Regions from separate parts of the Homo sapiens genome. Here all the other regions are linked to region 3. The links are chromatin loops, found by intact Hi-C in ENCODE. Cell type or tissue: heart left ventricle. All regions are shown on one strand. Links, peaks and the distances in the headings refer to the core of each region. The heading gives the core; the rest is flanking DNA.

Region 1 (10,487 bases), core at 1,219-3,718, 86 kb after region 3:
CCTAATCATTTAAATGTTTGCAATCATGTGTATCTCAGTTAAAATATATGTTCACATTATACTTTAAATTTCTATTTCCTTTGGACATTATTGTATTTTGCAAGATCAGAAAGATTATCTAAAAATTTTCTGTAATGATAATGGAAACCATGTTAACATCTGAATCATGTTCAATGTGAAAAAGATAGTTGGGGCCAATTTAACAGTTAGTACTCTTTCTTGGCAGAGAATGACAGAACACTGCTGTAAAAAGGACTGCTGTCTTTTCTTTTTAAATCTGCAAAGTGTTGCTAAGTACCGTAGTCCCTCGCCTTTGGAAATACCATGGCTTTTTGGGTCACCAGCTGTGTGTTATATACCAATAGAGAGTACAACTCACAGCCATTTTTTGCATTCTTAGTGCTATTTGTGGCTGTTTCTTTACCTCATGAGCTGTATGACACCTTTTATTTAAATAAATCCTTATGTTTGTGATCACTGTGCATCAGGTTATTGGGCCTGTGGCTGGCCTTCCAGTTGTTCATCAGTCTGAGCTCACAAGAAGCAGACACAATTGTCAGTCATTGTGCTGTTCTGTTAGGTTAAGTCATCCTGGTGGTATCCAAAACATTTCTGGTATAAGAATTATTTTTTTCTGTTTTGAATTAATGAAGCAGAAACACAAACTGTGAACATTGTCTGTAAATAGCCTTTGTTCCTTTATGCAGAATGTCCTCAATGTTAAGGCCTGCAAGAAGATAGTACGTGTTATATTAGTTTTATAGTATTAGTGTTCGTGCTGAATGATGGCAGGAAAACCAGCTAGGTTTTATTTCTTACTGGTTATTATTGGTTGATGAATTCCTGTGAAGGTTTATGATATTAGGTTAAATTATATGAAATTGCTATTTGTGTAGACAATTTCATATGACTCAACCAAACAGGAAACAAAGCAGCTTCAGTTCTAGGATACAAGATATAATTCAATTAATTTGCTGTACATCATTGTGAGTCTGCTACAAATATCTTAAATTAATACATATAACTTAAAAATTGGAACTGGAAAGGAAAGATTTGTTTTCCTCTTATTCTTACTTTGTTTTTACTCTGTGTCATTGCTCTCTTGCTTTCAAGGAAAATACCGACTCTATGTACAGAACATCTCCTGACATTTGCCATTCTGTAGGTCTTGAGGGGTAAACAAGTAAGAACACAAATATTACTTACTCAGTTGTGAGTTAAAGTCATCTTTCTATTATTCTAACAATAACAAACTTGCAGCTCTTCCTTAGTGAATTTTCATGAATTCTCTTCTCTCTAGAGAAGACTATTTCATCACAGAAATATATTAGAGGTATTAAAATGCCTTTCCCCTCTCTCTGCTTCCATATTTCTCCATTTGCAGTTTCATCTGTATGGAAAAGGAGCTCTGGTAACTTTGGCCAAGACTTTTCAGTAGGAAATGCTTCAAAATACAAAGCAAGAGCTATTTTCAAGAAAGACCTTCTAAATTTATATTAGGTAAGTTAAATTTTAGATGTCCTCCTTTACAGCTAAAAGTAAACACATTTGATTTAATTATATTCATCAAAATGTACTTGCATTCAAGTGTTCTTATATGTCAATACTCCTGGATAGATTTAAATTACATTGACAGAAAACATCCATTTCCTCACATTTTCAAACACCAAGCAAGTAGCAGAACCCGGTCTTTAGCGTGGTTGTATTTTAAAAAAATGTAATCCAGCCAAGGCTGATCTTGTTTTTCCTTTATTCTTTAAGCCAGAAGCAATTACTTTTCATTTCAGGATTAAGCGTCTGTAACGTTGCCACTCGTCGCTGAGGCTCCTGGTTTCAGCATGTCTCCTTGGTTCCCAGCCAGCTCTGGGTGTTCAGGTAGCAGCTGTGGCTGGGAGTGTCTCTCCAGTCCACATTCCTTGGCCATGAATTTTGCAGCCCTGTTTATCTGATGAAGACCTCCCAGTAGTGAATTGCTCATGACATTGTCACACAGACCTTAATGAATGATATGGAAAGATACTGAATATTTTTCCTCCCGGAATGCCAACCAAGCTTCAGTGTCCCAGCGCCTTCATTCCAGCTGATCATGGCAAAGGCTTGGTACTGAGATCCAGTGAGACCTTTGTCCTACAAAAACCACATTCTCACTGGATGCCTACAAGTCCTCTCTATGGGACTGTTACCCAAGCCTGTTTACAGAATTTTCAACAATTACATCTGCCCATTTGCTGAGTCTCACTTCTCTGCACTAATTGTTGACTTCAATTTATATTTTTAATGTACAAATGCTATCACCAACTTCAGTGCATGAAGACCTCTCTTTCTTCTCTTCAAACCCATGACTTTGCTTGGAATAACAGGGATGGCTTTATGGCATGGCTTTCTCATTATTTCATGTGTCTTCATTTTGCTTTCCCAAGCCAGATTGTAAATTCCTTGAAAGAGGAGACCCTGAAAACTAGAAATACCTATACAGACAGATAGACAGTAAAAAAAAAAAAAAAATTGGACAGAAAGACATCTGTTGCTCTAAGTAATCCAGAAAATTTGCCTTAACACGTTCAGAAGACATATTTGGCTATAATATACAACTCCTCTCCTTTCCCCCGCCTGCCCTCTGCTGGAACTGCTAATGAGCAGTAAGATGGCAAAAGCAGGACATTGTATGGGAAATGTGGGAAAACAGGGGCTAGTCTGACTAGAAGGTGAGTTGAGTAACTGTGATTTGTGAGTCCACAATGGGAATCTTTGAAGTCCTTCATGATGTGCCTTTGTATGACTAGCAATCTCCTCACAAGACTCTATGGTTCACTGTGCACAAAGATATGATTCTGCCTGCCTGCCTGAGATAGACCAAGTGACCTTGTGTGTTCTCTTCCTCCTCTGTGCTTGTTTCATCTGCAGAACCATCTGATGGATGGCAGACAGCTGAACCAGGTACTGCCCCTTCCCAAACACAAATGCCCTCCCCATTCACCATTCCCTAGAGCGTTCACTTCCTTCATCTATGAAAGGCAATTACTAGGGTCTAGCAAGACTGCCAATTTGGTAATGCAAAGCAGGAGATAAGTGTGAAACTCTAGACTGGTTTTCTGTTTCAAAGGGCAGCAGGATGTGACAGCTGCTGAGGCAGCCCTTTGCCCTTGGAGAGGAGAAGCAGGAGTGTGATCACTAGATGACCTCTCCCTCCTGCTGTCTCCTGGGTGGTAGGGACAGTCTCTCTCCCAACACTACTCTTGGTCAGGTGGCTACATATTATGAAAAAGAGGAGGAAAAACATGTTTTTGCTTTTAAAATTATTATTAAGAGAGAGTACTCTTTGGGGAAGCAGAATCCATTAGCTGAATTCATTTCAGTAGCTATGTTTAATTAAGTTAGGCAGCCTTAATGCAATTTTATTATGTAGCCTTTAAGAGCTGTTCTGGTAAATGCCCATCCTATAAATACTAGCACTACTTTATATGTGTGATATCCTTTTTGGAAGGGCAAATCTGAATTATTATCCAGATATTAATCTGCACACAACCCTATCCAGACAATGCAAAGATGCTTCCTCATATTCTGGACATTGTTCAATACATTCAGAAGGGGGAAAAAACTGCTCAGATATGACCTTCTACATTTTAAGTCAGTGGATAAGCCAGCCTGGTTGCATCCCAAAACATACTTTTGAACATCAGTTTCACCTTACTACTGACCAAGTAATTGATTTCTGCATTTCATTATGTAAATTAAACACTAGACTTTGAATTACTAGAAATACACAGTTAGCCAATAAACCTTTCTTATAAAATGACAGTATTTTAATTTATTAGATGCGTTGGCATGTATTCATGCCTAAGATTTCATCAATCAATTTTCCATTTTAAAAAGCTGTCTCTGGAAGCAACAGTGGAGAGATGCTGAGTTCCAAAAGCAATGTTGTGAAAGGCAGCAGGTCTAGCGTTCCAGGCACATGCTTAACTAAATTCTAGTCAATAACCATGTGGCTCCAAGTATAAGCCCACATTTTTTAAAGTATCTACCTTCTGAACTGACTCTTTTGGAATGTCAGAATTTTAAAAAGAAAATATTTAAATTTCTCTATTTAAGAGGTGTGCAATGTTTGTTCAATATTGGAGCAACCTCTGATATTATTTTAAAATATTTATTTTGCCACTTTGACAGCCTTCTACACTGCCCTTGGGTTTTAATTTTGTTTACAGTACTAAACTTCAATAGTTGGCTTCAGATTAAATGAATATTAGTATGTTGTGGTGATTTTATTAATTATTTGCTTTTGAAAAATTTTTTAAGCTGAAAGTCACTCCAAAATAGAAGCTTTAAGAATCACTACCACCAACTTAACTTTAAGTCATTTATTCATTTCATTCAGTTAACAAAAATATATTTAACACATAGGATTTGACTGACTTATCCCTAAGCAAGGTAGGCATAGCACCTGGGGCCCACAATACTTTTAGAGGCCTATAAAAACAGTCTTTTAAAATCAGAAGAAAACAAATTTTTTTATTTTAAAATCAGAAGAAAAAGATAAAATTTTAGGTCAAAGAAAGTATATATAATATTAATATATTCATTTTCATACCAGGATGATCATAAAATATAATTTTAAATATTTTTTAATGAAGGAAGGGGCCCATGAAGGCAAAAGTTTCCAGGACCCATAAAATGATAATGCAACCCTTCGTGACATATGCCAAGTTTTATCTATGCTAGATTCTAGGGGTAAGAAGATATGTAGGGCACAGTTTCTGTACCCAAAGCACTCATAGTCTAATGAAGAAAATGGACATAGACAGTTCATAATGTGGTTGGTTCCCTTGACATTGTTTGAGAGTAATTACAAGCTGAAAAACATAAGGGTTTTACTACAAAATGTCATTTAACACATAGACTTGGCCTTACATTTCTTTCCGTTAAACTTATACAAAAATTAGGTTTATATATATCTTAATGCTACATAGACAGTGTAAGTATATATGTTTGTTCATTTTAAACATTACTGATATTGCCATTCAGATCTGTAAATCAGAATGTTCATTATTTTATAAATGCTGTCCATCAACAGGATCACAAAGGAAATTCCACGTGCTGATATCAATGGTCCAATGAGGAAAATGAGAAGTGAGATCTAGTTCTCCCTAGCTTAGCAATGCTTATCTATATCCTTTCGAGTTTTACTGAGATTTCAGAAATGGAACAGAATCTTGGCTGCACTTTCCCTCTTCATAAAATTTCACATTTATATGAGATTCTGCATTTATTTTTTTCTATTACTGTTTCTAATGCTGCAATTTGGGTAGTCACAATGTTCCACTTAACCTAAGTCTTCCTTGTTAATATTTGAGTCCATTTTTGCATTTTTTTATTGTTAATTAGAGAATGATTTCTGAACATTTTCTATTTTTAGAGCAATTTTACCTGCATTATCTTATTACACACACAAAAGCTTTTTGAATAAGTAGGACATCATAGGACATTCAAAAGAACACAGACTCAGACAAGCCTGAGTATGAATCTGAATTCTGCCAGTCAAGCTGTATTATTTTGGTCACTTCATTTAACCTCATTTGCATCTCAGCTTCCTCATCCATAAAATGAGGATCATTATGCATGTCTCATAAAGTTGCCATAAGAATTAGGATAATGTATGTTAAGTGTTAGACCAGCACCTGAAATTTAGTAGATACTAAATAAGTAGCTGCTATTATTATTTGCCATATTTTATAAATTAGGAAACTGAAACACAGACATATTCCTCATGCCAGTATAGGGGGTTAGGTCACCTAGTTATTACAGGCAAACTGCAGACTTTGTTTTGAACAAGCCTTATTGAGAATGATGGTATAGAGTACAAAGTACACAAGCAAAAGATACAGAAAAAACACTGACATCAAACCAACCAGATAACCAATATATGTTTATTGGGCACCTTGTAAGTATAAGACATTCTATGTACAAGTTGGGCTACTTTGCAAATGACGGAATTCCAACTTGATCACACAAAAAAAGAGAATTTGCTGGCTGATGTCACCCAAACACAGAATGTGGACAGCTGGTCCTATGGATGTCTGGACTCAGTGGCAAGCACACTTTTAGGGCTTATACTCTCTATTTCTGATGTATGTTTCCAGTTCTCTTTGCAGATGAGCTTTCTCCATGCCATGGGGAACATGAATCCTAGCAACTATGATCTCTCATCTCATCCTAACAGCAGTTCTACCAGCAAAGAAAGAGGATTCCTTTGTCTTTGTCTGCAGTTTGAAAACAATCCTAACAATCACTTGCATTGAATCAGTTTAGGTCATATACTCTTCCCTGAGCCAATCACCAAGCCAGGAAGATGGAGTAATATAATTGGCCCAATTAAGAGCACACGACATGTTAGGAGCTCGAGACCAGCCTGGCTAACTTAGTGAAACCTCATCTCTACAGAAATACAAAAAAAGCTAGCTGGGCATGATGGCACACACTTGAAGTCCCAGCTACTTGGGAGGCTGAGGTGGGAGGCTCATTTGAGCCTGGGAGGCAGAAGTTGCAGTGAGTGGAGATCACACCACTGCACTCCAGCCTAGGCAACAGAGCAAGACTGTCTCAAAAAAAAAAAAAAAAAAAAGAATACATGTTACTGTTGTCATTAGAAGAGAGGGAAGTGTATTGGGCAAGCAAAAATCATAACCTTCACCTTCAATGAGTTATAATAGAGAAATTAATATTTTAATGGTAGAGTTGGCTCAAGGAGCCAAGAGGCCAGAATCTCAGAATGTCTGGCTGAGATGCCATGAGCCCTGAGCAGACATGTCACATGGACTGCCCAGCCAGGAAGGGAGGCCTATCATAATTTTGTCCCCCACTTGTGTTATCTCATAGACTACAGACTTAAATTTATTTCTTAATATGCATACTATTTAAAGAAGGAAGTTATAAACATTTGGGCATTATCTTAGAGAAAGCAGAACTTTCTAAAGAGAGTGTCTAGAGGCTGGACCACAGACTAACATCCCTGTTGGTTGAAAAATTGCAGGCTGTCTTGTCCTGTTGGAAAGCATTATTTTAACAGATTGCTTAATGCTTTTCCTTCCTGTAGCATGGGCTTGGGGGAGTGGTACTCAAAGCAGACTTATAAATTGGATTGTATAGTGAATGAACTTTGCTTAATGGCTTTGCTGGGTTTATTTAAGACATTGAACTGTTTGCCCTTGTCTCCAGTGGTTCAATGACCACTCATCATTACATTAGTGGGAGAACTATCATACTGTGTTAGAGATACGGAGAGCTTGTGACTGGGTGAAGAGTCAGTGTTTTGACTTTTTATGCCAACATCATTATTTTCCCACTCATTTCACATTTCTCCTGTCAGTTCAGCCCTCAATTCAAGGTTACCTTGATTACTTTCAGGTCTTTTAGTCATGAATCTTTCTAAACTATTTTTACCTCAAATTGTTCCTATATTTTCATGAACTCACTTTTTCTTCTTTTCTGTCTCAAAATTAGAGGTATTCCTAGTCTTTTCCAGCACTAAATTCTTCCCTAGTCTACCTCCTTAGAAAACTAACTTCATTCATTCCTTCATCTTCTATTTGCATTTTCAACTATCTCTCTTCATTGCATCTTTCTCCACTTATCCACCACAAGCCTACCTCTTGAAACAGTATCAAATGAGATCATATTTGGGAAAGTGCTCTGTTACTCTGAAGTAGAATATAAATATGGAATAATATCATAATCCTGTCTTTCTTCTTCCCTCCGTGATCATTTCAAAAAACCATCAATATAAAATATTTTTTAATTTTACTATATCACTGTTCAACTCATTACCTAATGTCTTAAAATCTGATTCTGTCTCCTAAAATACTATGTTAGGGGTTCATAACTTTATCTTCCAGTATTTGACACAGTTAACTACATCCTCCTTCCTTGGTTTTTGTAACCTCATTACCTTGATTTGCCTCCTCTCCCTTTAACCATTCCTCTTTCCTTCAATGTCCATCTTTTCCCTTCTATCTCTAAATGTGGGTGGTCTCTATCATTCTGTCCTTCCTTCTCTCCCTCTCTCTCTGATTCTCATAAATACTCCTTGAAACCACCAACAAATTCTTTTCTTCAACCTCTGTTAATTGCCTGCTGATAATTTTAACCTAGATGTCCCACTAGCCCCCAAAGAAAATGTATAGTAAAATAAACTCTTACCCCACTCCAAATATCTTCCACCTTATCTCAGCCAACAGTGTTACTCTTTTACTGAGTCACCTAGGCTTGAAACCCTAATTCCATGATTGATTTTTCCCTCCTTATCCCTGAATCTAATTTCAGCCATATTTTACAGACATTTACTCTGTCTCTGCCTTCTCTTCCTTCAGGTAGTGATAGTTCAGGCTGCTGGAATAGCACACACCCTATTATTTTTGCTTTCAGTAGGGTTATCCAAACGTATTTTGTGGTCATACTGTTTTTCCCTTCTTTGTTCCTTAGTTCTTTCCCTTTTCTGGTCTGAATAACCATTTTAACTTTATTCACAAAGACCACTAAATCTTCTGTGCTAACATTTTCTCAGAACTTCCACTAAACATGTTTAGAATGGCTAGAATGGCCTGTATAACATGCCTGGTAAGTAACAGCTGGGTGCAAGTTGACTATTGTTTATAAGTAGTGACATGACAAAAATACATTTCATAGCGTATGTCTATTAATTTGCATTTTCAAATGCAGTCACCATCTTCATATTAGAAAATTCAACCGTATTTGATTCAGAATGCTGAAATTTTGAGGATCTAATGACATGCTAATGAATATACACTGAACATGTTGCCTGACTTTTAATACTTTTTCACCAGTCATCAGAATATAATTCCAGTTTATGTCTAACCTCATCAGAAACATCACCTTTCAGTCTCTAGGACTCTAGCTCTCTAACTTTGTTTCTGCAGATCCTATTAGCAAAAAAATGATTAAGGACAGCTTCAGTTTTCCCAGTTTTGACATTAAGGGTATTTGATGCCACAGTAGTATACTGTGCAACTGTAAAAAAGAATAGGGAAGCTCTTTATATGTCTATATGGAAAGATCTCTATTAAGAAATGAATGTTCATGTCTCCCTCAAAACTCATGTGTTTAAGTCCTAACCCTCAATATGATGATGATATTTGGAGATGAGGCCTTTGGGATGTAACTGGGGTTAGATGAGGTTATGAGGGTGGGACTCTCATGATGTGATTAGTGCCTTTATAAGATTAGATGCCAGAAAGCTTGCTGGTTCTCTATCTGCATGTTAGGACATAGTGAGAAGAAAGCCATCTGAAAACCAGGAAGAGAGCCCTCACCAGAATCTGACCATGCTGGTGCCCTGATCTTGGACTTTCAGCCTCCAGAACTGTAAGAAAATTAATTTCCATTGTTTAAGCCACCCAATCTATAGTATTTTGTTATGGCAGTCTGAGCTGACTAATACAATCTCCAATATTTATTATTATTATTATTTTGAGACAGAGTCTTGTTCTGTCACCCAGGCTGGAGTCCAGTGGTGCGATCTCAGCTCACTGCAACCTCTGCCTCTGGGTTCAAGTGATTTGCCTGCCTCAGCCTCCTGAGTAGCTGGGATTACAGGTGTGCACCACCACACCTGGCTAATTTTTTGTATTTTTAGTAGAGACGGGGTTTCACCATGTTGGTCAGGCTGGTCTCGAACTCCTGACCTCCAGTGATCTGCTTGCCTCAGCTTCCCAAAGTGCTGGGATCATAGGTGTAAACCACTGCATCTAGCCTCCAAGATTTATTTTTAAGTAGGGGAGAAAAGAGTGCCAATGTGTACTGCAAAGTGCCAATGTGTACTGCAATGGGAGTTAAAAAAAGAAGAGAAAATATACTTGTACTGGCTTGCATATATGTTTTTTAAATCTTGGGAAGTGTAAATGAGAAACTGATAATATTGGTTACCTGTTTTTTGGAGATAGGCAGATAGAGAATAAGGGAGGAAAGGAGACATTGCTGTATATCTTTTTATACTTTTTGATGCTTGAACTATGTGAATGTGCTACCAGTTCAAGGAATTAAATAAATAAAATTTACTTTTTTAAAGTAATAAAACAAAAACATTTAATAACAAAAACATTTCATTTGGAAAAATAAGATTATATTCAAAGAAGAAAAATACTGATTATGTTGAAAGAAGATGGCTGACTAGCAGAATAACTAAAGCAGAAGTTTACATTTGATGCAGGCACAATTTGAACAAGATGAAAGAATAGGAGCAGATGTATTAAATAACTTTCCCAGTCAGCTCTTTAATAACTCCCATGACAGTGTAGGCAATTCTTATTGTTACTGCCCTTTTCTTGGATCTGCGTTGGCTACTGCCAGCAGAGCTGGAAGTGCCCACATGACATGTATTCAATTGAAAGGTGATAGCCACAAGTTCTCAAGTACTCTCAATAATGCTCAGATGGTGCCTGAGAGTGACACCTTCTCCTTCAACTTCCCTTGGTTGG
Region 2 (10,530 bases), core at 7,952-10,451, 78 kb after region 3:
ACACTATGTTGAATAGGAGTGGTGAGAGAGGGCATCCCTGTCTTGTGCCAGTTTTCAAAGGGAATGCTTCCAGTTTTTGCCCATTCAGTATGATATTGGTTATGGGTTTGTCATAGATAGCTCTTATTATTTTGAGATACATTCCATCAATGCCTAGTTTATTGAGAGTTTTTAGCATGAAGGGCTGTTGAATTTTGTCAAAGGCCTTTTCTGCATCTATTGAGATAATCATGTGGTTTTTGTCTTTGGTTCTGTTTATGTGATGGATTATGTTTATTGATTTGCGTATGTTGAACCAGCCTTGCATCCCAGGGATGAAGCTGACTTGATCGTGATGGATAAGCTTTTTGATGTACTGCTGGATTCGGTTTGCCAGTATTTTATTGAGGATTTTCGCATCGATGTTCATCAGAGATATTGGTCTAAAATTCTCTTTTTTTGTTGTGTCTCTGCCAGGCTTTGGTATCAGGATGATGCTGGCCTCGTAAAATGAGTTAGGGAGGATTCCCTCTTTTTCTATTGATTGGAATAGTTTCAGAAGGAATGGTGCTAGCTCCTCTTTGTACCTCTGGTAGAATTCGGCTGTGAATCCATCTGGTCCTGGACTTTTTTTGGTTGGTAGGCTATTGATTATTGCCTCAATTTCAGAACCTGTTATTGGTCTATTCAGAGATTCAACTTCTTCCTGGTTTAGTCTTGGGAGAGTGTATGTGTCCAGGAATTTATCCATTTCTTCTAGATTTTCTAGTTTATTTGCATAGAGGTGTTTATAGTATTTTCTGATGGTAGTTTGTATTTCTGTGGGATCAGTGGTGATATCCCCTTTATCATTTTTTATTGCATCTATTGATTCTTCTCTCGTTTCTTCTTTATTAGTCTTGCTAGTGGTCTATCAATTTTGTTGATCTTTTCAAAAAACCAGCTCCTGGATTCATTGATTTTTTGAAGGGTTTTTTGTGTCTCTATCCCTTTCAGTTCTACTCTGATCTTAGTTATTTCTTGCCTTTGCTAGCTTTTGAATGTGTTTGCTCTTGCTTCTCTAGTTCTTTTAATTGTGATGTTATGATGTCGATTTTAGATCTTTCTTGCTTTCTCTAGTGGACGTTTAGTGCTATAAATTTCCCTCTACACACTGCTTTAAATGTGTCCCAGAGACTCTGGTACATTGTGTCTTTGTTCTCATTGGTTTCAAAGAACATCTTTATTTCTGCCTTCATTTCATTATTTACCCAGTAGTCATTCAGAAGCAAGTTGTTCAGTTTCCAGGTAGTTGTGCAGTTTTGAGTGAGTTTCTTAATCCTGAGGTCTAATTTGATTGCAGTGTGGTCCGAGAGACAGTTTGTTGTGATTTCTGGTCTTTCATATTTGCTGAGGAGCACTTTACTTCCAACTATGTGCTCAATTTTGGAGTAAATGCGATATGGTGCTGAGAAGAATGTATATTCTGTTGATTTGGGGTGGAGAGTTCTGTAGATGTCTATTGGATCTGCTTGTTGCAGAGCTGAGTTCAGGTCCTGGATATCCTTGTTAACCTTCTGTCTCTTTGATCTGTCTAATATTGACAGTGGGGTGTTAAGGTCTCCCATTATTGTTGTGTGGGAATCTAAATCTCTTTTTAGGTCTCTAAGGACTTGCTTTATGAATCTGGGTCCTCCTGCATTGAGTGCATATATATTTAGGATAGTTAGCTCTTCTTGTGGAATTGATCCCTTTACCATTATGTAATGGCCTTCTTTGTCTCTTTTGATCTTTGTTGGTTTAAAGTCTGTTTTATCAGTGACTAGGATTGCAACCCCTGCTTTTTTTTGCTTTCCATTTGCTTGGTAGATCTTCCTCCATCCCTTTATTTCGAGTCTATGTGCATCTTTGCAGGTGAGATGGGTCTCCTGAATACAGCACCCTGATGGGTCTTGACTCTTTATCCAGTTTGCCAGTCTGTGTCTTTTAATTGGGGCATTTAGTCCATTTACATTTAAGGTTAATATGGTTATGTGTGAATTTGATCCTGTCATTATGATGTTTGCTGGTTATTTTGCCCATTAATTGATGCAATTTCTTCATAGCATCAATGGTCTTTACAAATTGGCATGTTTTTGCAGCAGCTGGTTCCGGTTCTTTCTTTCCATGTTTAGTGCTTCCTTCAGGAGCTCTTGTAAGGCAAGCCTGGTTGTGACAAATTCTCTCAGCATTTGCTTGTCTGTAAAGGATTTTATTTCTCCTTCACTTATGAAGCTTAGTTTGACTGGATGTGAAATTCTGGGTTGAAAATTCTTTTCTTTAAGAATGTTGAATATTGGCCCCCACTTTCTTCTGGCTTGTGGGGTTTCTGCTGAGTGATCTGCTGTTAGTCTGATGGGCTTCCCTTTGTGGGTAACTTGACCTTTCTCTTCGGCTGCCCTTAACACTTTTTCCTTCATTTCAACCTTGGTAAATCTGACAATTATGTGTCTTGGAGTTGTCGAGAAAGATACTTCTCGAGGAGTATCTTTGTGGTGTTTTCTCTATTTCCTGAATTTGAATGTTGGCCTGCCTTGCTAGGTTGGGGAAGTTCTCCTGGTTAATATCCTGAAGAGTGTTTTCCAACTTGGTTCCATTCTCCCCATCACTTGCAGGTACACCAATCAAATGTAGATTTGGTCTTTTCACATAGTCACATATTTCTTGGAGGCTCTATTTGTTTCTTTTTACTCTTTTTTCTCTAACCTTGTCGTCTCAATTGATTTCATTAATTTGATTTGCAACCACTGATACCCTTTCTTCCACTTGATTGAATTGGCTGTTGAAGGTTGTGCATATGTCACAAAGTTCTCGTGCCATGGTTTTCAGCTCCATCAGGTCATTTAAGGTCTTCTCTACATTGTTTATTCTAGTTAGCCATTTGTCTAATCTTTTTTCAAGGTTTTTAGCTTCCTTGTGATGGGTTTGAACATCCTCCTTTAGCTCAGAGAAGTTTGTTATTACTGGCCTTCTGAAGCCTACTTCTGTCAACTCATCAAAGTCATTCTCTGTCCAGCTTTGTTCCACTGCTGGCAAGGAGCTGCAGTCCTTTGGAGGAGAATAGGTACTCTGATTTTTAGAATTTTCTGTTCTGGTTTTTCCCCATCTTTGTGGTTTTATCTACCTTTGGTGTTTGATGTTGGTGACCTACAGATGGGGTTTTCATGTAGATGACCTTTTTGTTGATGTTGATGCTATTCCTTTCTGTTTGTTAGTTTCCCTTCTAAGAGTCAGGTCCCTCAGCTGCAGGTCTGTTGGAGTTTGCTGGAGTTCCACTCCAGACCCTCTTTGCCTGGGTATCACCAGCATAGGCTGCAGAACAGCAAATATTGCAGAACAGCAAATATTGTTGCCTGATCCTTCCTCTGAAAGCTTCATCCCAGAGGGGCACCTGCCTATATGAGGTATCTGTCAGCCCCTACTAGGAGATGTCTCCCAGTTAGGCTACACGGGGGTCAGGGACCCACTTGAGGAGTCAGTCTGTCTGTTCTCAGAGCTCAAACGCCTGGCTGGGAGCACCACTGCTCTCTTCAGAGCTGTCAGACAGGGATGTTTAAGTCTGCAGAAGTTGTCTGCTGCCTTTTGTTCAGCTATGCCGTGCCGGCAGAGGTGGAGTCTAGAGGCAGTAGGCCTTGTTGAGCTGCAGTGGGCTCCACCCAGTTCGAGCTTCTTGGCCGCTTTGTTTACCTACTCAAGCCTCAGCAATGGTGGACACCCCTCCATCAGCCAGGCTGCCGCCTCACAGATTGATCTCAGACTGCTGCCCTAGCAGTGAGCAAGGATCCATGGGTGTGGGACCTGCGGAGCCAGGCACAGGAGAGAATCACGTTGTCTGCCGGTTGCTAAGACCTTGGGAAAAGCCCAGTATTTGGGCAGAAGTGTCCTGTTTTTCCAGGTACAGTCTATCAGGGCTTCCCTTGGCTAGGAAATGGAAATCTCCCAGCCCCTTGCACTTCTCAGGTGAGGCAACACCCCGCCCTGCTTCAGCTTGCCCTCCATGGGCTGTACCCACTGTCCAACCCAGTCCCAATGAGATGAACCAGGTACTGCAGTTGGAAATGCGGAAATCACCCGTCTTCAGCGTCAATCACACTGGAAGCTGCAGACCAGAGCTGTTCCTATTTGGCCATCTTGGCCTATCTTACCTTGCCTTTTTAAAAGGAATTTTATATCATCTACTTGATGAGGGAAAATTTATCTTTAGAGAAGAATGCCAATGAAGGAGTGATAATATTTGAAATTTACTAATTTGCAACTCCCAATGAAATAATCGATTCAGGCAAGGATCTTTAATAGTAAAAGATTATTGCAGAACCGGTTATTCACACGGTTACAAAGCATCACAGAACATGTCACTTCCTAAATGTAAAAAGTACAAAGGAGAAGATCTGGCAGTCACCACTTTAACCAAGTGATTGACCTTAGAATCACTAATACGGGACAAATTTGTATTATGTTCCTCCTGATGGGGTACAGATGAAATTCATGAAATCATTTATTAAGTATTCTTGCCAAAAGGGCTTAATCTGAATCGAAGTAAGCTTTTAGGCAGGCCTAACCTCAAATAAATAGGAGTTACAGGGAATCAAAGAAAAATCAAATTACAAAGAATCCTGCAGAAGAATCTGAATTTGAGATATTCTACAAAACAACTATTTTCTTTTTATTCCTCCAAAAGTCATTTTTATGTGGGGAGAAGGACTGGGGGAGCTGTCCCAGGTTAAAAGAGACTAAAAGGCCATAACAACCCAATACGAGAACTTCAAAGGACTCTTAGCTTGATAAAAACAGCTAAAACTTTTAGAAACATTTAGGGAAAACCTGAATATGAGCATATATTAAATAACATGGGTATTATATGATATTAAGGAGCTAATATTAATTTTATTAGAAATGATAATGACATTGCAATTATGTATAAGAAAATTCTTATTTTTAGGAGATGCTGTTTGTTTGTTTATTTATTTATTTATTTATTTATTGTGATGCAGGGTCTCACTTTTTCACCTAGGCTGGAGTACAGTGGCACAAACATGGCTCACTCCAGCCTCAACCTCCTGGGCTCAAGCAGTCCTTCTACCTCAGCCTCCCAAGTAGCTGGGATTACAGCTGCATGTCAGCACACCTGGCTAATTTTTGTATTTTCTGTAGAGACAGGGTTTCACCATGTTGCCTAGACTGGTCTCAAGCTCCTGGGCTGAAGCAATCTGCTTATCAGCCTTCCAAGGTGCTGCGATTACAGGCATGAGCCACTGCGTCTGTCCTATAGAAGATGTATATTTAGGTGTTAATGTTTAGGTGTGAGGTGTAATGATTTCAACAACTTTCAAAATATATACACACACACACATATATATATATTTGTGTGTGTATGGAAAGATAAAGCAAATATGGCAAAATAGTAACAATTGTTGCATCTACATTGAAGAGATTGTAGAGATATTTATTTTACTGTTCTTTCCAATTTTCTAGATGTTTCATGTTAAACAATTTAGAAAAGAATTTATGCCTCTACCCCCTCTTCTTTTGTGCCTCTGGAACTCCTTTCTATCCCCGTGGTCACTCTCTGACTACTGCTCTTCATCGCCTCTTACCTGAACCTTTGTGGTGGCCTCCTATGTTTCTGTCTTCAGTCTAAATGCCTCCAAGCCATCTATCCGAGGCACCTTCCTAAAAATCAGTTGTCACCATTTCTCTACCTTGCTTCACTTTATCAGTAGTCATTCCCTTCCTCATCACCCACATGGTAAAGTCTGAATAAGCTTAGCAAGCAAGGCCATCCACACTTTTGCTTCAAGCTACACTGACATCACATCCTTGTTCAAGGTGTTCTCCTACTGCCTCATAGCCTAAGCTCTACCTAGGTCACAAACTCAAATGCCCGCATAGAGGGCTGGGAATAAAAGAGTTTAAGTTGTGGGTCTAGGGTGGACTGGGGATCAGGAGCCCTGTCTGAAGGGGGCAGCTATTACTTGGGACCAGGTGAGTGTTGCTGTGAGAGGATGTGGGCCAAGTGTGAAATCTTTGTTTCCATTAAGTCAGAAATAAAGATTTGTATACTAATACTGCCCTATTTTAAATGCTAATGGTCATTTATTTTTTTAAAAAAACTGCTGCAGAATGAAAAAATTGTGACTGCAGAGTATGATTCTGTGATAACCCATGGGACTTAATGCTCACTCTTTCACACTGACCTCTTTGTCATTCTTCCTTCTCTCTCCATGGTGGGAAGACTTTCTGCATCCTTTTCCTGGTGAAATCTGGTGAATACTTCAAAACCCAGCAGGCAAGACCATTCATGTTGCCCTGTCAGGCCCGGGCAGACTGAGGGGCTCTCTCTTTAGTGCACCTCAGCCATTCATTTTTACAACCTTCCTTCTAGAACTTGTCACGGAATTACATATCTGGTTGTTTGTCTTCTCCCACTGGATTCTGAATCCTCATGATTAATAGCCACATTTTATACATCTTTGTCTCCCCTGAGCTGCTCACAGTGTCTGGTGTAAAGTCAGCGTTCAATGAACATCTGTTGGTTAAGTTGCAGGCTGTTAAAGGTAATGCTATAGAAGAATTTAGGACATGGCTTCTATGGCATCCAGTTTAAAATGTATTAAAAAAGTCTATAAATCAATTAAAGAAAATTTTCTATGATTATAATATTCCAAGTAAGTTTCTCTTTTGAGATCATTTGTCTATTGTAGGAAGTCAGGTAAATAAGTTTAGTTTTAAAAAACAAAAATTTCTCAAATCAGGATTCTTTCTGACCCTTTAATCTCAGATAATGATAATAGAGTATTATTTCAAGGATTCCCCTTCTAGCACAATCTTGCTCAAGATCAGGCCAAGAATATAGACAGGTTCAGTAAACCACAAGTGCTCTAAACCTGCTTGAACCTATGTAAGAACTGAGCAGTGGGGTGTGCACTGAATCAAATCACCTTCTCTCCTCGGGACATCAATTCCTATCAGTACTGTATGCACCTGATTCTCTTATTCGTGTCTTTTTCATGCCTTTCTTTAATGAAATACTTTTTCCCTCTTAGCAGGCCTTCCAAAATTCAGCTCAAAACTTACTTCTTCCTAGAAGTGTCTGCTATCACCTGCCTTGATTGTTCCTCTGTATTATATTCTCCATTTATCTGTGTTTCTTTTTTGTTAGGTGTGGCCTACTCTGGTGTAAGACATATAATAAGAATAATTATGATATTAAGAAAAAGATAATACGGTTATCATAATATTTGGCTTTGGGAGGCCAAGGCAGGTAGATCACCTGAGGTCAGGAGACCAGCCTGACCAACATGGTGCAACTCTGTCTCTACTAAAAATAAAAAAAATCAGCCGGGCATGGTGGTGTGTGCCTATAATCTCAGCTACTCGGGAGGCTGAGGGAGGAGAATCGCTTTAATCCAGGAAACGGAGGTTGCAGTGAGCCGAGATCACGCCATTGCACTCCAGCCTGGGCAACAAGAGTGAAACTCCGTCTCAAAAAAAAAAAAAAAAAAAAAAAAAAAAAAAAAAAAAAAAAGAATCATTGAGGGCCATTGTTAAAAGAAATAGCTTACCAGACCCCTCCCTGGAAATTCTGATTCAGTGGGTCTGGCATGGGGTAGGGAATGAGGATAGGTATTTGTATTTTTAACAAGTGCCACAGATAGTTCTTATTATCAGGCAACCCTGGGAAACATTGCCATCATCCTTATAAGCTTGGGTTTGGGAGCAGACTAGTCAGAGTTTGAGGATGGGTTCTCATGCTTTTTAGCGTATGTAACAGTGGGCAAGTCACCATGTCCTAAGCTGTGATTTTTTCATCTAGAAGAGGAGGATGATAATCACTGTCTCAGTGTTGTTCTGGGGACTAAATGACTCATTTAGAGCATGAGCACTTAGAAAGTTCCAGACATTCTAAGTGCTCAGCAAATATGTGACAATCATATTCATATTTTGCTTGCAGTTTGCTTGGTTATGCTACTGTGATTCAAAATCTGAATGATGGTTTTCTTGGTTCTTCTATAGCACTATGGTGACCCAGGAGTGTGACCCAGGAGAGTGACCCAGGAGATTTTATCACAGCCAAAGACTATTGTTGAGAGCCTGCTCATCTCTGCCAACTTTTTATTGACTCAATAAGTTATCACCCTTTGTTCTCTTTAATTTTACCTGTCATTTCCATTGAATTACAGAAAGGTCTTTGAGGCCAATGACCCTGCCATCTAGTTTTGTTATACAGTAGATCCAGTATCCTGTACAGTGGGCTATCAACAGAGGGCATGATCTAATAAAACACACATTTATTTCGTGGAGTTATAGAGCCATCATCTCTTACTTAGGTTATGACAGCTCCTAATGGGTCTTGGAGTCTTGAGGTCTTATGCTCTTGCTTCCCTACAATGCAGCCTACGCTGCAGCCAAAGCGATCTTTGAGCAATATCATCACAGCATGCCAGTCTGTTTGAAACCTTCCAATCCTTTCCCTGTATTTATAATAAAATCCAAACTCTTTACTGTGGACTTGTAAGCCCTACCTGATCTGGGCTAGTCTGTCTGTCTGACCGCATCCCCTGTGATTCACCTCCTGGATCGTTACATTGCAGCAATACTGAAGTTCTCCCTCCCTAGACTGACCTTTTCCCCCATCATCACCTGCCACTTAGCCCAGAGGTCACCTTAGAGATCTTCCCTCATCTCCCTATCTCATGTTTTCCTGCCACTATTTCCTATCCCATCTTCCTGCTTTATTTTCTTCTCATCACTTACCACTGTCCAATATTGTACTTATCAGTAGGTGATGTTAGTTTGTGTGTTTATTGGAAGCTCCATGATAGCAGGCATCTTGTCTATCTTGTATTCCAAGTACTGGGAACAGAACCTGGTACCTTCATGGGCTTAGTAGATAGATAGATGGATGGATAGATAGATGGATAGATAGATAGATAGATAGATAGATAGATAGATAGATAGATAGATAGATGAACTTTAAAGAACATCAGCCGGGTGCAGTGGCTTATGCCTGTATTCTCAGCACTTTGGGAGGCCCGAGGTGGGTGGATCACCTGAGGTCAGGAGTTCGAGACCAGCCTGGCTAACATGGTGAAAACCCGTTTCTACTAAAAATACAAAAAATTAGCCTGGTGGCGCATACCTGTAATCTCAGCAACTCAGGAAGCTGAGGCAGGAGCATCGCTTGAACCCAGGAGGCGGAGGTTGCAGTGAGCTGAGACCACACCATTGCACTCCAGCTTGGGCAACAAGAGTGAAACTCCATTTCAAACAAATGAACAAACAAAAAGATAAAGAACATCTATATAGTCTAATATATTTCAACTTTTTTAAAGCAAGGAACTCTTATCAAACAAAATGTTTGTTTTTAAATTATTAATTTGGTTGTTGGGGTTTTTTTTTAACTTATTTCTTGACAATTAATAGGATTCCATACACATAAAAAGTTCTTAGCAAACACTTAACAATTTACTGAGTCCGTGTTCAATGAGATCCACCACCAGGGGGACATCAATCCACTGACTGGTAGCTATGGATAGTGAGAAAATCTGGCTGAAGGAGAAGCAGATCTGACTCCAGGAGACAAAGGCAGGCAGAGGCCCCGAGTGTTCTGGTAGTGTGACTCCTCCAGGGCTTCCCCATGGCTCTGCAGACAGAGGTGGTAGGAGGCAGGAGAGGCAGGGCTATCTCTGGAGAACCCAGAAGAGAAGCAGCAAAAGAGGACTCTTTAATGCAGGCCAGGCTTCAGTGAGAAACTGCCTGGCCTGGAGCAGCCCTGTACCAGTGGCTGCAGCACTGCAGAAACAATGGCAGTGGTGGTGGCGGTGGGGATAGGTGGAAGCAGCAGTGGTGGTGATGCCACAAGAAAAACTTCTTAGGGAGGTACTAAGATGGGAAGCAGCCTCTTACCAGGCTGAAGCCAGAGGGATCTGAGAAGGGGGCAATGATGGCAGTGACAAGCAAGGGACAGCAAGGAGGTCCTCAAAAGTGTCACATTTTCCCAGGAGAAAGGAAGAGATTCAAAGAACTGAAATTCCAGCAGTTGAGCATGTGTGATCTCAGTCAGAGCCACTGGCTTTGTTGTCATTTGGTTGTGTTTACTTTTCAGTATCATTCTCAAGAATTAAGCAAGATAACATGTGCAAAGCATCTAGCAGAGTGCGTGGGGTGTAGTCAGCAAATGTCGTTTCCTCTCGTTGTTGGGCAACCACCAGTAGCACCATATCAGAATTAAAGGTGAATAGAGGAATACTGTGTTAAGCTCTGAGGAAGAAACAATGATAAATTAGACATTGTCCGTGTCTTCAAAGAGTTTACAATATGGAAGTGACATGATCGTTCAAAAGGCAGAAAGTGCAAAGTGCTGTCTGAAGCAGTGCCAATAAAGTGTTAAGTATGTTCATATATACTTATACCTGGCATAAATTCCAGCGTAGCAGACTGGATAAGCTTTATGGAGAAAGTTTGGATTTTAAAGAATGAATATAATTTAGGCATGGGAAGCATGGTTAAAGGATAAAGAGGAGGAGAAGGTAG
Region 3 (10,530 bases), core at 2,786-5,285:
TTTTGGTTTGTTTTCTCAATATTTAAAGTGGGCAGAGCTCCATTCTGGATGTAGGTAAAACTTACGTGTTCTAAATATCATAATTTTATTCTCCACTACTTTTAATTTCTTCAGGTTTTTCTATAGCTAAACAAAAGACATAATTTGCTTGTATTCATCTTCTTTATTAATTGAACACACTTATTGTAAATGGAATTGGCACTTTCAATCACCCTCATTATATTTACTAGGATGAAATTAATAACCCAAAGATTCAGTGTTTTCCCATACTAGGTTCTGTTTCACATTTGAGCTTATTTGGACAAATACTACTTCCCTGCACACTGAAAGGATCTGTAAAATATTGCTCCTTGATCTCTGCATAAGAAGCAATTTGTTGGACTCCAGTGTTGGAGAGCAATACTTCAGGGTTGATGCTTGGGAATGTGTAAATCTTGCCTATGGATTTAGATGTCTGTTCAACAAGATTGCACCACAAAAGCCTCACACCTTTATTATGTTTCACACGTTACATTGCACTGACAAGTTTAACTGCATCCACGACTGGGCCAGCTGATGTTTAAATTCTCAAATACCTTAACATTTGAATGTCTCAGGCAAGAAACCTGACTATTCAGAAGGCACAAGCTGTAATATTTCAGGCAAGTCAAAATCAGAAGTGAAGGCTTTTGGCCATAGATTTTACTAGTGCATTTATATTAACCTCTATGCATTTCCATAAGGCTTTAAAACCATTTCTTAGGCAGTATTTTTCTGTGGGTCTTCATTAAAGTATGGATCTTATTTAATCTACTTGGAAAAATCCCTTCAGGATCCCAGGAGCTGTCCTCCTCCATTCCTTTTAAAAGCACTTTCTCTTCTGCCTAAAAACTCAAGTACTCTCTTAACTAAGTGCGGACTGAAATATTTCACTATGGATTTGAACAGGAGCCAACAGTGATGATGAAAGGAAAACTTCTCCCTATAAAAGGTTTATTGTCAGCGCTTTCTAAAGATGAAGATGCTTCTGAAACAGACTACTGACATTTTCACAAACATTGACACAGCCTTCTCAACCTCTCCTAGACCTATGATTTGGGTCCCTTTCTTTTAGGAATGCTCTGGACCTTTGACCTTCTGAATAGCCAACTCTATATAACTGCTCCCTCCCCCATCAATATAACGTATATTATAAAAAGGAAAGGGGGATGGGGTAGCTTGGCCCTCACGCTATTGGAAAAGTAGTTGAAATTCCTTGCATTCCTTTGCATTTAACAGCATGTTTACCTAATCACCGGCTTATTAGGATTAACACAAGTCATGCTTCAAGCTCATTTAGTGAAAACAAACTGACTCCTATAGACTCAGATTTTTCCTCATAACAGCCAAGGGTAAATTTCTAAGTAGTTCTAATTTTTAGGAACGGTATTGGGAAAATATAAAGTTATAAACAAGCAAGTCTTTAGAATACATTAATTATATTCAATCTTGCCCATGGGTCTGGATGTGGGCAGCCTGAGTTATGGACTACCCCTTTTCATTAAAGGGTTTCTCTACTCTACTAAAGTGGCATGCCCACTAACCTGGTGATTAAAATAATAAATTATTATAGCCATCTCACAGAGTGATGGAGACCCTTAGGCTTTATATTCTGATGAACATGAAGCGCTGTTTTCTTAAATCACAAATTTAGCTTCAGAATCTTTATTGTGCTTCATACAATGTCGTGTTCAATACATGTTTTTTAAACATTACTTTATATGCAAAGACTTTTCTCTACTGAAGGTATAAAAGCAATCATTATCTTATTTTAATAGCTTAATTCACTGCTGTATCCCAATAAGTCCTGTTTGAATAATTGAGTACGTGAGCTAGGTTGTTCCTAATGACTTTGGAGCACCTCTAAAAATACCGAATGGCATACACTCAGATATTAGGTAAATATTTCTTTATTAAATGGTTAATTCCATAAATAAAATCTTTTCACTGAATATAAAATTAAAATCATTTACAAATTATTCCAGTATTACATTTCCCCTCCCTCCCCAAAAGCTACATTTTGATAAATAAAACATTCAGTCTTAAAACACCTGATTTCTGTTTGCAGTTTAGAGTGCAGATAGCTGCCTCTCACAGACACTCATGGAGTGTCCCCCTTCAGGAAGGGATGGAATGCCCTCCCATTTACTTTTGTCAAAGGACGAATAAAAGCTTTAAACTGTCCAACTAATCTTATTATCTCTTTTACGACTGTAGAACCCCAAAAGGAAAAAAGCCTAGAGAAAATATGCTTAGCAAATAATTTACAAACAGAAAACAGAAAGTCATCAACTCCACAAGCTCCAAAATGAAGCAGTAACATGTGCTCCAATACTATGAAGCAAAGTATTCTCCAATCGTGGCTGCATTAGTGTCCATCCGCACCAGCACCCTTGGCAGTTTCGAAATACCTTAATGCTCCTCAAGAATGAGCAAGGCTTCCTTTCTACAATGAGTCCCATCACCCACACCACCCCCGCCCATTTTCTCCATGATTCTGATTCTGACACTCTTCTCCCTTGTTTGTCTAGGTGTGCCCTGGAAACCCAGGTAGCATTTAGTCCCTAAATTTGTGAATGTCATTGAACAGCCTGTAGAAGGGAAACGCTGCTTCATTGGCATGCGGGCAGTTGTAGTTGCATTTGCAGGACTGGATCATCATGACGTTCTTGGAAAATGTCTCCCCATCTTCGCAGCGGAACCGCATCTTCACAGTCCTGGTCAGCTGGGGCGTGCAGCATCGGCCGTCCACGCAGGAACCGCAGTACTTGGGCCGGTATTTCTTCACACTCAAACATCCAGCGTAAGTAAACCTGACTGGTTCGGGGGATTTCTTGGTCTTGCTGCATTTCTTGCCCTTCTGTAAGAGAAAGGAGAGAAGGAAAGTTAGGGGTGATATTTCTCTTTCTTCAAAAAGATGTTCACATCCCACCCACCTGCCAGGCAACAGTCTACACGTCCCTGAAGGAACTTACTTTCAGGCTGCTGTACACTGGCTGTCCACAAGGCCGCACCTCACAAATCCGGGTTTCTTTCACAAGGCGGCACTCAGGGTTGTCATTGGTAACTCGTGTGGAGATACCAGTTCCACAGGTCTTTGAGCACTGGGACCATGAAGTTGTTTGAACAATACATTTCTGGCCTTGTAAAGGGTTGTATAGGATGCGAGGCTCCATTCCAAAAACTAGAGACATATAAGAGGGAAGACTTCTCAGAGGCATACCGACACAAACAGGCTCAAGCACTCATTTCTACAAAGATTTAGACCAGAAATGCATCTCAGTACAGTGTCTGAAGTGCTCAGTCTCCACTTACCAGGGAGCCGCTTCAGTGAGCTGCCTTTTCCAACTGCAATCAATTCATTGTTTCTCGTCAACTCCACCTCGGAGGCATCGAATCCCAGCTCCTTGCCAAGGAGGCCGTCCTGGTCCTCCATGGGGTCCTTGATACTATCCTCGTCACAGACCCACTCCTCGCAGCACTGCCCGGTAACTTTGACCAGCCGAGGGTTGGGACAGCCCAAGTTGGGGAGAGATAGTTCTTGGGGACACAGAGGAATGCAGCCCACGGCGCCATCAATACATGTGCACTGATGTTTACAGTTGGGCTGGAAACTTTCCCCGTTTTGGTAGATTCTGGAGTTATATTCACAGGGTCTGCCCTCTGACTGAGCTGCAAAGATCACCAAAAGAGAAAGGTAGAAGGGGATAAAGTTAAGATTCCAAACCACCGCCTGAAACTCATACATATTTTCTGCTGTTAAATTCAATTTATGGTAAAGTTCCCTACAATTCCCCGGAGACTCCAGACCAGAACAATAAGTTAGTCAGGAATCACTTTTCCGTATGCGCTTTCGTTGGGCCCAGACACACTGAATTGCATTCCAGACTGCTGAAATCATGTGCCTTTCTGCCAAGCTACCAACAACAAAGCATCACCATACATGGTCTCAGAATTACTAAACTTCTGGACTATGGGGACTAGTATTTTTTTTAAAGGGGCCAAACCACAAGCATCTTACCTCTGCAGATCCCCTTCAGAGCGGTGGAGCTGGCGCCGAAGTTGCATTCCAGCCCCTTGGTGTGGTCGCAGGGCTGCGTTTTGCTGCAGTCCTCGTTGAGCTGCTTGGCGCAGACCTTACAGCAGCCGCAGCCGTCCCGGACCAGCCCGACTCCCGGCGCGCACTTGGGCGCCTCCAGGGGGCAGTGGCAGGCAGCGGGGCAGGTGGAGAGCGCCTGGAAGGGGGAGAAGATACGCGTGAGACTCGGCGCGGTGCGCAGGAGGGGCGCCGCGGCTGCCGCAGTGAGGGACGGGGGTCTCCGACCCTATCGACGGGGAGCCTCTGATCTCGTCCAGCCCGGCCACCTCGGAAGGCTGCTCCCACCAAGAGGTCCCGACACGTCTTCGGGGGGAGGGGGAGAGTGCTTAAAGAAACGGCTACCCGCAAACGATCGCGAACTTTTTAACTTTTCCTGCCGTGGGCAATCTGGGACCAGGGGAAGGGGCTGGAGAGCGGACGGGGAATAGGTGGCAAAAGGAGAGTCCAACTCACCAGCCTGGTCAAGTGGAGAAGGGTGACGACTAAGGCGAGCGCCCTGGCGATGCGGGAGCTCATTGTGGCGCGCAGGAGTAGCCCGGGGCGAGCGCGGCGACGAAGACGCCAACAAGCTGGTGTGCAGCGGACAGGCCGTGCGCAGCGGGGTCGGGGTGGCGGCGCGGTGGGCCCGGTGGGCAGGGAGGCGAGGGCTGGGCGGCGGGCGGGCGTCTTTCGCTCGAGGTCCCGGCGGAGAAGGCGCGGAGGGCGCGGGCGCTGCTCGGGGGCGCTCTCGCTCGCGGTCTGCCCAGGCGCCCCGGAGCCCGCCTTTTATACGGGCCGGCGGAGGCGCCGCGTGTTGCAGTGACGTCGGCTCTGTCTGCGCGTTCCAGAATTCTCAAACATCTCAGGAATGCTGGTTGGCGCGGGCTGCTGCCAAGCGCCTCCCCTGGCTCCATTGCACCTTTGTGTGTGTGTGTGTGTGTGTGTGTGTGTGTGTGTGTGTGTGTGTGTGTGTGTGTCTGTGTGTGTGTCTGTCTCCCAGACCCGTCAAGAAAACAGTTCGGGGGGTGTGTGTGTGTGTGTGTGTGTGTGTGTGTGTGTCCCAGACCCGTCAAGAAAACAGTTCGTTTTTTCCACCTTAAATTACGACTTATGTTGGGAAGGGTTCTTTGGGGCGTGATGGTGGTGATGGTAGTTGGAGGGTCGTGAGGGGCGAGGGGGGCCAGTTCAGAACTTTGCCTGGACTGGGTGGGTGGGAGGACCTGAGAGGGAGGAACAAAAGTCGTTTTGTTTGGTGATGCGAGTTGACCGGGCAGCCACTGAAGCCCTCACCCGGGAAGGCAGTGAGCTGTTTGCTTTTTTACAGCGAAGGTGAGAGGCAAGTTATCTGTTGAAAGAGTAGAACGGGGAAGAGGAGTGTGTCTCTGAGTCAGGAATATTTGTGGACTTCAAAGAGGCGTGTTCGGAACAAGTCCCAAAGCTTTGGCATGATGTTTATTAGCAAAGTTCAGTGAATTGCAAATTAATACCCACAGTGGCATTTATGAATGAAAAGGCGGGGGGGGGGTGGGGCGGGGGGAAACTTGCCCATCGTCTGGCAAATTCCCAGGCAGAGGTCTCCCCCACTCCTCCAGCCCTTCCCTCTTTTGGGTATGTTGTACTTGTTTGTTTTTGGAGGTTCCCACTTTAGTTCCAGCCCACTGCCTGGGTTGGAAGTCCGAGAGGAAACGAACGCGGGGAGTTCTCCGGGAGGCTGACTTATACTTCCTCACGGATGCAGGAGACGGGGTAAGCCCTTCCCGCCTCCCTCCGCGGGCAGGAGGCTATGCTAACCAAGCAGCCAGCCAGAAGTGCAGGAGACCACCGTGGAGTGGCCTGAAATCATCACCTGCAAAGACCGCAAGGCCAAACCAGATTCCAGGACCATTGTGCCCTATGAATCTCTGGGAAAAGCAGACTCCTTCAAGCTGGACATTTTGTGGGGTTTTTAACTCCTTTCCTAGGGACCACTGGAAGCCTCCCATTTTAAATGAATTGCAATGCCCTTCTCTCCAAGTACAGAAAAGAGATTTAGGATGTAATATTTTGCAGTAAAAATGTCAGCAGATTTTAAGATCCCGTTCTACTTGCAACACACTCAGTAGAAGACCCCACCACAAGACAATTTACTTGAACATCACCAATACCATTAGTGTGATTGATAAACTTTCCCTGCAAGTTTCAAAAACTTTTTGCATAATTTTAATAAAAATTATCATGTAAGACTCATATGCTCTAGGATAACTACTTATCCTTTTTAATGTTTAAGGCTATTCAGACTTCATAATTTAGCAGTCTTGCTTGAAAAGGCCCTTAGTGCTAATGCTGACTTTCCTGATAAGCACAATGAGAATCTGTCAGGATGAAAACACACTCCAGTGAAGAGAATTCTTGCAGGAAGGAGTTCAGTTTCATTCATTCCAAAGTGCCCTTTCATAAATGGAAGCAGCATTTGCTAGAGGGAGTGGGATCTCTAAAGCTCTGTTAGAGGGTTAGGGGTGGGAGACTTTTCAAGACAATGGATTGTCAGGTGTTATGCAAATACAGTGAGGAAAGTGTGGGCCCAACACGTACACAGGTTAATACATCAATTATTATTTACAAAACACTGTTTTTCCTGCCTTATCATTTCATTATTGTTTCCTTCTTAATGAAGTGACGGGGGGCGGGAGGGGGGAGGAGGGGTGCAGGGACAGTACTGGTTGAACTAGAGAGAGAATGGAGAGGAGGGTTCCTGGCTTCTGTTGTGGCGTCTTTTCTATTTGACTTCATGGTTGTAAGTATTTCCAGATGGTGAATCAGACACCAGACGTAACAATATTTCCATATTTGGGTATAGCAGTAGCCTGCGTTTTTAACATTTTTCTGCCTCTGTTATCCAACCACAAAGCATTCTTGACAGCTTCAAATGTTGTTAAATATAGATTTAACTTCTCTTCCCAGAGCAGGAAATTCTTTGGAATTCCTTGTTTTTCACGCAATCTGTCCATCATGATTTAAAATAAAAGCACAGTGGATCATCCAACTGGCCGTATATACCTTAATTGGAGGTTGGGGATGGGGGACGGCAGAGATCCAGTCTGCCGCACTGCGTTCAAACACACGCCATTCCAGAGATTCCTTTAAAATCACATTAAAGTTTTTTTAACAAGGGTGTGTGGGTTTGTTTCTGGACTTCAACTGGGGAATCTTGAGGATGAGTTTGCCCCAGAAGAGAAATTTAGAGAACCTTACCGTCAGCTGCCCATTTAAAGCAGGGGGTGTGTTGTGGGATGGGGGTGGGAAGCTGGAGCAACAGGGCCAGGAGGTGTGGGAGCGGGAGACACTAGAGTAACCTATGTGCACAGCCTCTCCATATACCATGTGCTGTTGCGCCTGCTAGTAATCGACGACATTAGGCAAGAGAAACAGCGGCTCCTCAAGTCCTGCCCAAAGACCGTCCAGAAACCCCAGCCTCCCGTCGCCTTCTCGCCGCCTCCGCTGGGAGCCGCAGATCAGTCCAAGTTGACGGACAGGAGGCGAAATGTGCAAATGTTTATGGGTAAGTGTTGCTTCGGGTGCTAATTCTGTATGGCTCTTTTGCTAGTTTCTCCTTCACCCTCCCCATACGGGTGCCCCAGGAGGAAATAACGGACTGCCTTGTTTCCTTGGGCTGCCTTGGATTGCAATCCACGGAGAAGGGGCTACTTGTCTTCTGCAGCTCCTGGCTTCGGGCTGAGAGATGGGGACGTCTCTCAACCGCTGCTGCCAGGGAATTTTAGGTTACCTAATGAAGGGCTCACTGTCTGGCGGCAACCGAGAATAATAACGGTAAATCTGGCGACTCCAGTTTCCTAGCCCTAGGAAGGCTCTCAGACTAGCGTGCATCCGAGTCGCCTGGAGGGCTAGTTAATGAATGGTTCTCTGGGTTCCCACCCCAGAGTTTCTGATTAGTTACATTTCTAACAAGTCCCCAGGTGATGTTGATGCTGCTGGTCCGGAGATCACACCCTGAGCACCACTGCCCTGGACGACCGGAGTGCCTGTAGTAGGGGTGTGTGTGTGTGTCTTCATAGATCCTCGGCTGCACACCCAACCTCACAACTCCACTCTTCAAAGCCACCTTAATGAACAGAACTTAATGGTGTCTGCAAAAGACCGGCTTTAAGGTGGCGCCCCCGTACCATCCCATTTCTCTCCTCTACCATTTCCCCGCCCCCATCCCCTTGGCTTGACAGCCAGGAGAGCCCCAGGAAGCCAGGATCCTGGTGGCTGCGGCAGGAACTGGGTGGCCGACGCGCGGAGAGGGCGGTCGGCTCCGGGACCCCTGCGGAGGGAGCGGAGAGGGTCCGCACCGCGAGAGGGTGCGGGACGCGAGGCATCCGGACGCGCCTGCCCGGCTGCTACCGCCGCCCCCTGCCGGCCACCCCGCCCGCGCGCCCACAGTCACCGCGGTTGCCAAGAATCGAGGTTTCCGGCGGCGCGCGGCGCAGGACGTTTCCAGCCCCGGCCCATATTTGGTGAAAGTCTTTCAAGACTCCGTCATCTAGCTTCGGGGGGCGGTGGCGGTGGCGGTGGCGGCGGCGGCGGCTGTCCTGCGACCCGGCCTGGCAGGCTTGCGGCCGCCGCGTTCCTGAAAAGTGCGCCGCGGCGGCCCGCGCCCAGGCCTCCCTCCGCGCGGGACCCCGGAGCGTTGCGGGCGGCGGGGTAGACCCGGGCAGTTTGGCCCCAGTCCTCACCCCTCTGAGGGCCGAAGTCCGCCCTGCGCTGCGTGGGAGGCTGGCGCGGAGGGCGCCGCGGCCCAGTTGTGTCACTTTTCCCGTCCGCCCCCCTGTTGACTAGTCCTCCCAGCGGGGCAGCGAGTTGCCGTGCTGTGCCAGACGTAGAGGGTGCGTCCGGCGCAAGGGTGTGGGGCTGTGTGTGTATGTGTGTGTGTGGGCGGGGGGATGTTCGGAGGATGGCGTTTGCGTGGACACCAAGCGCACCCGAGAGCGGGACGTGTAGCCAGCTCTGGGGAAAAGCCCCGAAGGGCCTGGATTCCATTATCCCCAGAAGGGACACATGGTAAAGCTGGCTCTCGGTTTCTCCTGGCCTCCCACGACCCCTTCCCCTCTTCCTCCTCGAGAAGTTCCGCGTGTGGGGAGCCCTGGATAGGAAGTCCTGGCTCTGCCATCAGTAGGCTGTGGCCTTGGGGACGCTGCTCATCCTCTCGGGACCTTGCCTGCTTCTCAGTAAATTGGGAAAGGAGGCAGCAAGTAGTAAAGCCAGAGCAGCTCCTTTCAGGGCCAAATCTCATGTCATCCCCTCTAATAAATTAGTCAGAAATTAACACATTATATAGGGTTCACATAGGTTGGGCATCATTTTAAATGCCTTCTATATATTGATTTGTTTAATTCTCAGATGCCCCATTGAAGCAGGTCATCTTGGTAACACCATTTTCTTTTTTTTTTCTTTTTTTTTAAATTTTATTTATTTATTTTTATTATACTTTAAGTTTTAGGGTACATGTGCACAACGTGCAGGTTTGTTACATATGTATACATGTGCCATGTTAGTGTGCTGCACCCATTAACTCATCATTTAACATTAGGTATATCTCCTAATGCTATCCCTCCCCTCTCCCCTGACCCCACAACAGGCCCCAGTGTGTGATGTTCCCTTTCCTGAGTAACACCATTTTCTATCTAAATGAAGAAATGGAGGCATGGAAGGTAAGTGACTAGCCAAGGTCACTCACCTAGCCAGCAGCGAAACTGGATTTGGGCCCAGATCATAAGGTCTCACACTTAACTACTGTGCTATACTGCCTACTCTCTATCTCTTACCTCAGACATTCAGGCCCATCCTCTTCTCCTGGAAATTTACCTTTATTTAACTCTATCACAGCTTACCCAAATAGTCTAGGTGAAATGCATCAGATATAAAAAATAGTTGATAAATTACCTGAAGCTGTGCTAACCCCTGAGAATTGCGTAATGTACTGGCTCTTAGGAAGGAGGGAGAAAAGGAGTGTTGTATTTTAACAGAAAAGGTCTTAATGCAGATACATATATAGAGTGGTCTTTAAGCACCTTGGCAGGCTGGTGGGGAAGATGTTTAGGACCTCTGGGGTTCTTTTGACACCTCATAAGCCACATTGTTCAGGCAATCCCTACTTCTGGAATAAGGCTTGGCCTGGTAGGAGTTGAATTTGTCATTGAGATAAAGGTTTCAGCATCACTTACTTGATGGTTCATCAGTCTGGGTGTTCACTGTGGACCCAGTCTGTTTTTGTTGTTGGTTTTGTTTTGTTTTGTTTTGTTTTGTTTTTTTGTAACATGGTCTGGTTCTGTCACCCAGGCTAGAGTGCAGTGGCATGATCTAGGCTCACCATAGCCTTGACCTCCTGGGCTCAAGCCATCCACCCGCCTTAGCCTCCTGAGTAGCTGGGACTACAGGCTCATGCCACCACACCC

What was found. Hi-C counts contacts between places; a loop is a spot of excess contacts. Peaks named below come from ENCODE experiments on the same cell type or tissue, not always from the same donor. Only the 100,000 strongest peaks of a DNase experiment are listed, where the experiment ranks them.
Region 1: it touches region 3 in a loop (8-fold over the local background); 25 of 110 quality-filtered maps call a loop at or near these places.
Region 2: it touches region 3 in a loop (2.1-fold over the local background); 25 of 110 quality-filtered maps call a loop at or near these places.

Annotation. Positions count from the first base shown.
Region 1 is chr1:85,487,179-85,497,665 of GRCh38, reverse strand. It overlaps a transcript of DDAH1 not described here. Among named protein-coding and RNA genes, the nearest start is that of DDAH1, 27 kb to the right of the region's middle. RefSeq lists an enhancer at 1,238-2,437. In heart left ventricle, for the core only: a CTCF peak has its summit at 2,627 (motif pointing left); a DNase peak (open chromatin) is centred at 1,835.
Region 2 is chr1:85,501,954-85,512,483 of GRCh38, reverse strand. It overlaps a transcript of DDAH1 not described here. Among named protein-coding and RNA genes, the nearest start is that of DDAH1, 42 kb to the right of the region's middle. In heart left ventricle, for the core only: a CTCF peak has its summit at 9,490 (motif pointing right); no DNase peak of the experiment used is centred there.
Region 3 is chr1:85,575,088-85,585,617 of GRCh38, reverse strand. It overlaps CCN1 (cellular communication network factor 1), which reads right to left and starts at 4,857. Exons shown (of 5, transcript NM_001554.5): 1 at 4,571-4,857; 2 at 4,040-4,253; 3 at 3,334-3,690; 4 at 2,994-3,202; 5 at 1,668-2,878. The coding sequence starts at 4,633. The coding sequence ends at 2,576. It overlaps LOC124904208 (a long non-coding RNA gene), which reads left to right and starts at 8,572. Exons shown (of 2, transcript XR_007066201.1): 1 at 8,572-8,592; 2 at 9,714-10,530. It also overlaps a transcript of DDAH1 not described here. RefSeq lists enhancers at 3,199-3,720, 4,987-5,036, 4,767-5,289, 7,689-7,748 and silencers at 4,137-4,186, 4,197-4,246, 4,257-4,316, 4,747-4,876, 8,229-8,508 and 1 more. In heart left ventricle, for the core only: CTCF peaks have their summits at 3,031 and 4,211 (motif pointing right); DNase peaks (open chromatin) are centred at 4,197 and 4,907; H3K4me3 peaks cover 2,500 bases; H3K27ac peaks cover 2,500 bases.